Regions from separate parts of the Mus musculus genome. Here region 1 is linked to region 2. A link is a contact called in ENCODE Hi-C data. All regions are on one chromosome and are shown on one strand. The core of a region is the stretch at or near the end of the contact, and the rest is flanking DNA. Distances in the headings are between cores, read along the strand shown. Region 1 holds the start of 1300017J02Rik (RIKEN cDNA 1300017J02 gene). Region 2 holds the start of Trf (transferrin).

Evidence for each region. A loop is a pair of places that touch in the nucleus more often than their neighbours do.
Region 1: a loop to region 2 is called in a map of v-Abl transformed pro-B cells, with 2.8 times the contacts of the local background. The contact joins the promoter of 1300017J02Rik here to the promoter of Trf in region 2. A Hi-C loop is called at or near these places in 9 of 37 maps with a recorded cell type or tissue (CH12F3, T-helper 1 cell, T-helper 2 cell and 4 more).

Annotation. Positions count from the first base shown.
Region 1 is chr9:103,286,598-103,291,056 of GRCm38, forward strand. 1300017J02Rik (RIKEN cDNA 1300017J02 gene) reads right to left here and starts at 1,700. Exons shown (of 17, transcript NM_027918.2): 1 at 1,584-1,700. The coding sequence starts at 1,626.
Region 2 is chr9:103,228,685-103,233,340 of GRCm38, forward strand. It overlaps Trf (transferrin), which reads right to left and starts at 1,602. Exons shown (of 17, transcript NM_133977.2): 1 at 1,490-1,602. The coding sequence starts at 1,532.

The sequences.
Region 1 (4,459 bases), core at 450-2,949, 58 kb after region 2:
TAGCATGCCCCCACTAGCCTCCTGACAGACACAGGAAGAGGTCTGAGCACGCTCTGACCTTTTCAGGAGGAAGAGAAAGGCTGCTGGTGGCCTCCAGTCACTCACTGAATGGAGAAAGTTCCTGGACCCCAGAAGAAACCGTTGGCTTGGCTCTTGACTTTTGCAAGTTTTTAGGATATGTAACCCTCAGTTACGTGTTTCCTATTTAAGCTGCTTTGGCTGGGGTTTTTTGTTGTTGTTGGTAGTGGTGGTTTGGGGTTTTGTTTTGTTTTTTGTCATTTGACACCACAAGTATTCTTATTGGACTGGAACACTGAGTTTTGAGGAATGAAGGTTCCAGACTCCGGCCTGGTCTGGTAGCCCGGAGAAAGGTCGTGAAGAAACGAAGCCCGGAGGGGCCTTTAGTCTCTGACATGTAAACATGAAGCCTGTTGGGAAAATGAACTTCTGGTCTGTGTCTGACATTGCTGGCAATGGTGGCGGAACGCTATTTAGCAGAACACTGGCTCAGTTCAGGGGAATTCTGAAAGAGATCAGGCAGCTGCATTCTGAGAGCGAATGACCCTCTGGGTGGCTACAGATGGCACTGCTGGGCAGAAGAGGCAGACATATACTGTGCACCATTGCCGGGCTCTGGCCACCCTAGGTATTATTTACCACGGTCTCAGATCAGACAAAGCTAAAGGGAGGAGGATCCAACCGTGGTTGAGACAGGAAGAGCTCTTCACAGTGCATGAGTTCTTCCCTGGAGCCTGTTCTCCCTACCCACGAAAGGGCTTCTTGTATTTGTGAGCGTAGAACTCTGCCTGCCTCTGGCTGTGTTAGCTCATTTCTCCAGCAACTGTGTGTTTGTTGGGTAAACATAACTTTTTTTAAAAAAAAGTTAACATTGTGTGGAAGCCACATGGGGGTCAGAGGACAGATTTCTTTTCTTTTTTTTTTTTTTTTTTGGTTTTTTTAAATTTTTATTTTATGTGCTATACTTATTATTACTACAGAGGACAGATTTCAAGAGTGGATTTCCTCTTCTACCATTTGGTCCTGGAGGTCATATGTCGTCAATCACAACATCAGCCCCTTTACCTACCAAAGCAGTGAAACAAGTTGTGGGGTTTTTTTGTTTGTTTATTTGTTTTGTTTTGTTTTTTTTATTTTCCTCTCCTATCTCTCATATATTGCTGCAATTTCCCCTCCTTCCTCTGAGTCCCTCTTCACATCCCCTGTCACCAACTACGTCTCCATTTTCCTTCAGAAAAGGGCAGGCCTCCCAGGGATATCAACCAAACGCGACATAACAAGTTACAAAAAGACTAGGCACCTCCCTGGTATTAAGGAGGATGTGGCAGGAAAAGGGTCCCAAAAGCAAGCAAAAGAGTCAGCGACAATCCACTATGACCGCCTCAGTGAGGGCAAAGGACAGCCGGGGGACTGCGTGGCAGGTGAATTCCAGTCCAAAGTGATTACTCTTCTCTAGGCTCATAGTCTATCCAACCACATTTGATCCCTGAAGTGTATGGTCAGCAAATGACACCTGGTCCCCTCCCCAGAGGGCCGGCCCCCTGCCTGGCTCTCAGCACACTCACCTAGGGTCCCCAAGCATAGAAGGGCGCAGATGAGCAGCCTCATTTTCAACTGTGGAACTGCGTTCTGCTTGCTCTCCCCCAGCCTAGGTGCACTTTACCCAGAAGGCAGTGTTGACTGATGAATCTGCCTACTGGGAAAGGTTCTTCAGCCCCAGTCCGGGCTGGTCGCCACTGCCACACCCTCCATGCCTTCCTTATCTGGCCAAGCAGATACTCAGGCGGCTAGGGACACTATTTTTTCTCTCTCTGTCCCCGGTTCGGTCCCTGGGTGGAAACGGTGCTTCTCCGGGAAAGCCGGCGCGCACATGCATAAGACCTTAACACAATTTTCTTTTGGAAATTCTCACTTCTCACTAAGGACTCTAAGTTGACTAAGCTGAGGTCCTCCCGCTGTCCTGCGACCCCAGTGGAGCTATCTCTTCTGTGACACAGCCCATAGTTTCTCCTCTATCTCCCCACCCCCACCCCCACCCCCACTCCACACCACACGCACCAGTGTTGCTTGTCCCAGCTGTGTAAGGCCTGGCTCAGGCACAGATCTGACATGCAGAGTTTCTCGCTCACCCGGCTGCAGCCCTGTCCGAAAGGCTGTGCGACCTCTGCCTAGAAAAAGTCTGGTAATTTTAAATAAAACTCGAAGAACTTCTAATTAAAATATAGTAGTAGGTGTACAACAAACCCTGCTAGCACAGTGTAATAATTATCACTAAGAGGACTCCGGTAGAGCCAGTCCACATCCAGGAGGCCGAATCCCTGCAGAGCTTCTCCCACATAGGTGGCCCCTACATGGAACAGAAACGGAAGTCTGCTAACTTCAGGACTCCACAGAGATGAAAACTTACAGCGCAGAGCCTGGCTTCTCTCACCCAAGTTTAAATTGGTATGATTTATCTATGCAGAGGTGTGTGGTTGCCCACCAGCTATCAGTGTGGCCTATTGTTTCATATCATGTGAATGAAGAATATTTCATCTCTCACCCTGATTGACAATTGTAGTACCGATTCCATCCTTACAGACAGTGCCGCTAGGAACAGAAATTTCATTTCATTTTATATACATTACTAGGATCTAAAACTAAATAAAAAAAAGCAGGGCCTGGTATGGAAGTACAGGCCTGAAACCCCAGCATTTGGGAAGTGGGGACAGTGGGATTAGGAGTTCGAGGTTTCAACTACGTGCCCTATTGGAGACTTCCCTAGGCTAGAGACCTTGTCTCGAAAACCAAGCATGTAGGGCTGGAGAGATGGCTCAGCGGTTAAGAGCAAGTGCTGCTCTTCCAGAGGACCAGAGTTCAATTCTGGCACCCATGTTGGACGGCTCACAACTAACTACCTGTAACTCCAGCGACAGGGGGACCTGACACCCCTGGACTCCAGCTACAGGTCATCTGGCTTCTGTGGGGGCTCACACTCCTTTGTATATACAAAAAGCAAAAACAAAACTTAAAGAAAGAAATAGAAGACACAATCAGGAAAACGGCACAATTTTTGCACATTGAACTTGAGCACAGTGTCTTTCTTGAGTTATTTTGTTAAATCTGTTTCTTTCCAGTGTTCTGTTTGTGTTCTTACATCTTTTGTTGAATAATGCCAGTTTTTCTTCCCTTTCTTTCTGATTTTTAGCATCCCTCCTTATCCCAGGTTTGGCTTACTATAAACAGTTAGTTTGGGAATAGTCTAGTGCATGCCTTTGAGTGCAAATAGACAGGCATCTCTGCAGCAGACTTTTCTAGGAGAACAACTGTTTGGTCCAGAAGTAGGTGGAGGCCTGGTTTCATAGATCCTGGAAACTCTTAGGACCCAGTCAAGAAGCTCTGAAAAGGGTTATTACAGAAAGAAATGTGTACTGTCTTCTGGTTTTAGGTGTTATTGGCAATACTAAGGTTCTCTCTTTCTACATGAGTTGCTTACATCTTAAAAACATGACTGGGATTGGATTTTTTTGTATTTATCAAAATAATGATATGATTTTCCTGCCTTGTCTGTGGGGAACTATGCAGCAGAGCATGAGTTTTCTTCTTTTGTTGTTATTTGCTTGTTTTTGTTTTTGTTTTTTAAATGTTTTGTTTTGTTGCTTTTTGAGACAGGTAGGGTCTTGCTATAAACTAGGCTGGCCTCAAATTTGTGATCCTCCTGCCCCAGCTTCCTGAGGCCTGGACATATGGGGGTGTATAACCACATCTGACTTCTAGTTCGCTTTGTTTGCTTGCTTTGTAATGGAGTTTGAACCCCGGGTCTCACATTCGCTGGGTAAGCATTTCACCCCTGAACGGCATCTCTAACCTGCTAACTGGATTCTAGATTTATTTCCCTTTATGGATTAGCAGTGCTTTGCTTACATGTGTGCCTTCTGCTTGTGACAGTGAGAACAGGGTGTCGAATCCCCTGGAACTGGGGTTGCTACTGGTTGTAAGTCACCATGTGGGTACTAAGAACAGAACTCTGGCCCTTTGTAAGAGCAACAAGTGCTCTTAGTCACGGAGTGGTCTCTGCAGCTCCCTGCTAACTGACTTTTAAGTATTGCCACTGTTAGATTTCTGCAATAAACCCCATTTGGTCATTATATGTAAGATTACCCATGTACTGTTGGGTTGGTAATATTTTCTTTAGTGTTCCTTTCTGTATCTATTCTCTTGAGAAAAATAAATCTGGGGGCTGGAGAGAGGTCTCAGCATGTTCCAAGAACCAGAGTTTGATTTCCAGAACCCGTATATGGTAGCTCACAGCTGCCAACTCCAGGAGGATCTGATGCCCTCTTCTTGCCTCCACAGACACCTGCACTCGTGTGTGTGTGTGTGTGTGTGTGTGTGTGTGTGTGTGTCTGTCTGTCTGTCTGTGTGTCTGTGTGTCTGTGTATATATGTATATATACAAGTGT
Region 2 (4,656 bases), core at 352-2,851:
TCTACCAAACCTTCCCTGGATGCTTTACCCCCTTTGGGCCGCCATTTAGAGAATCAGCTGAAGACAATTACGTGTATCACGATGTGTGTATGTGCTTATATAATCGGGCTCCCATGTGGTGTGTGCATGTGCAGATGGGAACACATGGGGGGTGGGGGTGGGGGACAAAGGGCAACGTGCGGTGTCTCCCGCTATTACTCTCTGCCTGATTTTTTTGGAGACAGTGTCTTTCACTGAATCTGAGCCTTGCTGGTTCCACTAGATTGTCTGGCCAGAAAGTCCCTGGGATCTTCCTGTGTTTGCTTCCCCAGGGCACTGTGGGTTCCCTGGGATCTTCCTGTGTCTGCTTCCCCAGGGCACTGCGGTACCCAGCTTTTTACATGGTTGCTGGGGTTCTGAATTTAGGTCCTGGTGTTTGCATGCTAAGCATCTGCCCAGTTGTACCATCTCCCCAGCTGGGTCACCACTGAAATCCACACGATGGAGAGATGCCGTCTGTGGGACCTGGCACTCCTAGCTCTTGTCACATCCCTTCCCTTTCGGGCAATTCAGCAGGGCTGACTTACTGACTCAGCAAGCCCACAAATCACTAAGCATGGATCGGGGTGGGTGAGGCCAATGGACCTCAGGATGGATGAGGAAGGACAACAGGGAGACTGATCGTCCCCAGCTCCTTCCCTTTAGTTCACCGTGGCCAGAGGGATAGACGACCTCTCTAGCCTCTTCAAACTAGTTCGTCTAACTTGTAAATTTTGACCTTGGTCCGGTGTCACTGTGCATAGCCACACAAGGTGTCCTGAGCTAACAAGCACGGAAGCCTGTTTCAGGCTGACAGTTGTTAGGGATGACAAATCACTCAAACTAGACAGCCCCAACACTGTGACAAATGCTAACTACAGTCCAACTGGAGCAGGCATTTGGGTCTTTGAGACCCCCCCCCCCTCTGGTGAGGAGTCAGCAGGATGCAGGACTGGGACCTGTGACCTCACCCTCACCTGACCCTCCCAGGCATGTGCGGTAACAAGCAAGACCCGTCGCAGGAGAAATACAGGTATGATTTGAACCCCAGAATTCTGGCTTCAAATCCCACACCCTAGTCTAAGCCACCAGCGCCAAAGGCATCCAAGGAGGCATCAGACAAAGGAGAGATAGCAGGATTAGATCTCAGGAAGTTGTGACTACCACACCATGCTGTTTGGACTATACTGAGGCCCCGGGATAGCGCCTGGGTAAACTGGTTAAAAGTTTTCTAACATCGCGTATACCATATCTTCAAATTACTGGACATAGGGGAGACAGCGTGATGAGGATAGTGAAAGGTAGAGACTGAATCAGAGCCCCAGATGCATGTGGATCCACGTTGTTCCTACGCTATGGAAGATGAAGATACCACAGAGAAGAAGCAAGGGGCTGGAAGCTGGGACTTCCAGCTTTAGCTCCTAAGGGTTGCATACATAGCCAGCCAGTCATCCCCTGCACGCACACTCACCCAGGGCAGCGCAGGCCAGCAGGGCACCCACGGTGAGCCTCATCCTCTCGGTGTGTGTGTGGCGAGGAGCGGGGAGTACAGACCGACCCGCTTCTGCGCCGCCTGCCCGTGGCCCGCTCGCCTTTATGCACGGAGGGAGGGGGCCGGCTGGGCGCAATCTTTGACCTCTTGTGTTTGCGCAGTCCAATTGCCCAATCACCCCGCATCCACCCCCTTCCTTTCTTGCCCTGATGATCACCTCATTTCCTGAGCTGTGGGACAGAACTGCGCATGGAATCCACTACCACGACAATCACACACACACACACACACACACACACACACACACACTCACTCAAAAAGCCTGTGTTTAGAAGGAAGCTAAAAGCAGAACCCACTCTTTGTTATCACTGCCTGGAGCAGCATGGTACAGCTGCTTGGGCGGGAGTGGCTTGCTCCCGGGTGCCAGGGCTTCTACTTGCCAACAGCTTCATCAACCTTATAGGGGGGCGGGGGGGGAGACTGAGGCTTGAGCGGAAGGGAAACTGCCTAGGACGGCAGACTAGAACCGGAGAAGGAACCTAACTGGGAAACTTGGCTCAGGTCAGAGAGGCAGCACGCCATGATCCCAGCAACAGTCCGGGGGCAGCTCTCCCTCCCTCTATCCCTGCCAGGCCTGGCCTGCTCTGGAGCTGAAAGCTTCCTGCCCTTGAGCTTCTGGTGAGACAATCCGGGCTAGAAACAGTCACAGGGACAAGAAACTCTCTCCCACTGCCAGGAAGTGGTCAAACTGTGAGGCTCAGAACAAAGGGCCAGTGTAAGCATAAAGAGGATGCTTCCTTTTTTTTGTTGTTGTTATTTTATTTATTTACATTTCAAATGTTATCCTCCTCTGAAAAAAACGCTCTATCCCATTCCCCTTCCCCTGCTTCTATGAGGGTGCTCCCCCACCTCTCACCCCCTCCACCCCAACTTATCTACCCACTCCTGCCTCACCTTCCTAGCATCCCCTTACACTGGGGCATCCATCCACAGGACCAAGGGGCTCTCCTTCTATTGATGCCATTAATAAGGCCATCCTCTCCTACATATGCAGCTGGAGCCATGGGACGGTCCTTCCATGTGTACTCTTTGGTTGGTGGTTTAGTCCCTGGGAGCTGGGGGGGGGTGTCTGGTTGGTTGATATTGTTGTTCTTCCTATGGGTTTGCAAACCCCTTCAGCTCCTTCAGTCCTTGGCCTAACTCCTCCATTGGGGTGCTAGTCTGATGGTTGGCTTTGAGCATCCACCAGTCTGATGGTTGGCTTTGGCTTCCTTGGCATCCTGATACCCCTGATTAAGTAGTCACCAAACTGCTTTGACTGCATTCATCACAGAAACGTTTCGCTTGCACCCTCCATACGTGCCGCCGTTTCAACTCTCACTAGAGTTGTGCATTTCAATCCTGTACATGGACTGGAAGATTCTGAAATGATGAAGTCAAAAAAAAATGGGCATTTGAAAATGTCCCTCTGGGTATATCACCAAGTGTACTATCCCAGGCTCCATATACACTCAGGGAAAGGTCAAGGCGAATCACCAAGGGAATTTAGGGTTTTCAACAACCGTTTCTTACTGGATTTAATCAGGGTCCTGTCCTCTCTGGTCCTTGGTTTCCTTGTCAAGTCTGCAGGATGTTGACGCTCTGATTTCAGGCTGCGGAAAGAGCCCGGTGAAGCTCTCAGCACATCTCGGCCATAGGTATTCAAGAGGAGCCGTGGGTGACCAGAAGCTCTCTGGTGTGGAATTAAACACACAACTGGGGACATGTGCAGATGTGTCTTGGGCCACCAAGAACACTGAACGTCATGGCGCCAGCCTCTCATCTTCACATCTCCTGTAGACATTCACAGACCTGGGCCTCCCGTGCAAGCATGTGGCATGTACATCCCCATGGCTAGCCGGGTCCTGTCAACCCCTCAGAAGAGTAGCAGACACAGGACTCTGTTGCTGTCCTTCTCCTGTGCAAGAACTGGTAGCCTGGACGTCTGTAGCAGGAGCAGGAAGGTGATGTGGGTCTGATTCTCTGTTTAGTTGACAGAGAGGAGCTCAGGCCAGACTTGGTCGGTCAACATGCTAATTTGGCTGCTTTGGTTTTTGTGCACTGGCACTTATGAACCCAAACACAAAGTGACTTTTCCCATTGTAATCCCAGTCTCTGACAGGAATGTTTTAAAGGTACGTGTGTGTATGTCCTGGGATGGTTAGAGAGAAAGTTGTGGTATGTCCAAGGGCAAGCACACATGTGTCATATGTCACAGTGCGAAGGTCAAAGGACAACTTCCAAGAGTCAGCTCTGTTCTTCCACTGTGGAGGAAGGTTCTGGAGATCAAATTCAAGTTATCAGGTTGAAACTGGTTAGCCTGCTGAGCCATCTCAGCCCAAAGGTCAAATGTTCTAACCTAACACACCCATGTAACTGGACATATGAAAAACTTAAACATGGAAACAAAACTGCCAAAAAACCAGGACAGGGACAGAGTGTCGCAAGCATTCAGAACTCCTTTCCTTTGTCAGTCATTTGCTGAGAGGACCCCCATCTCCCCCCAGGCCCCTCAGAAGCTTCATATCACATGTTCCTGTCTGGCCTGTGGACCCAGGCGAGGAAACAGGGCCAACCCACACGCTGAGCACCAGTGCTGGCTGGCTAATCTTTTGCAATAGCAGAAAGTATCACTGGGCCATTACAATAAATGGTGTCCCTGAGAAAGGAGCACTTTGGAGACCATCGGTTTATAGCAGGGACACTGGGCAATATGTACATCACTAATGAGGAAGAGAAGCCACAGTTGCTCTGTGCTCTGTCCCCCTGACCCTCTTGGGGGTCCTTATGCAGGAAGGCTATATTCCCACTGCCACCCCACAGCCGGCGTTAGGATGGAGTCTGGATTCACTGGACACCTGGAGGCAGGAGACACCCAGCAGAGCGATAGATACACATCCAGCGGATGCCTTGGTTAGGCCCTGCAGCGAGCTTGCAGGGGCTGCCAGGAAGCAGGAAGCAGGGGGGAGGGGCGTTGTGAGGTGTTGAACGTATAACACAAACTTAGGGAAGTTCAGAGGAGGGCATGGAATACAACTAGAAAGTGACTCTCCCTGCCTCATCCTCTCCCATGGACACATAATGAGTCTACCTCAAGCTATTCCTCC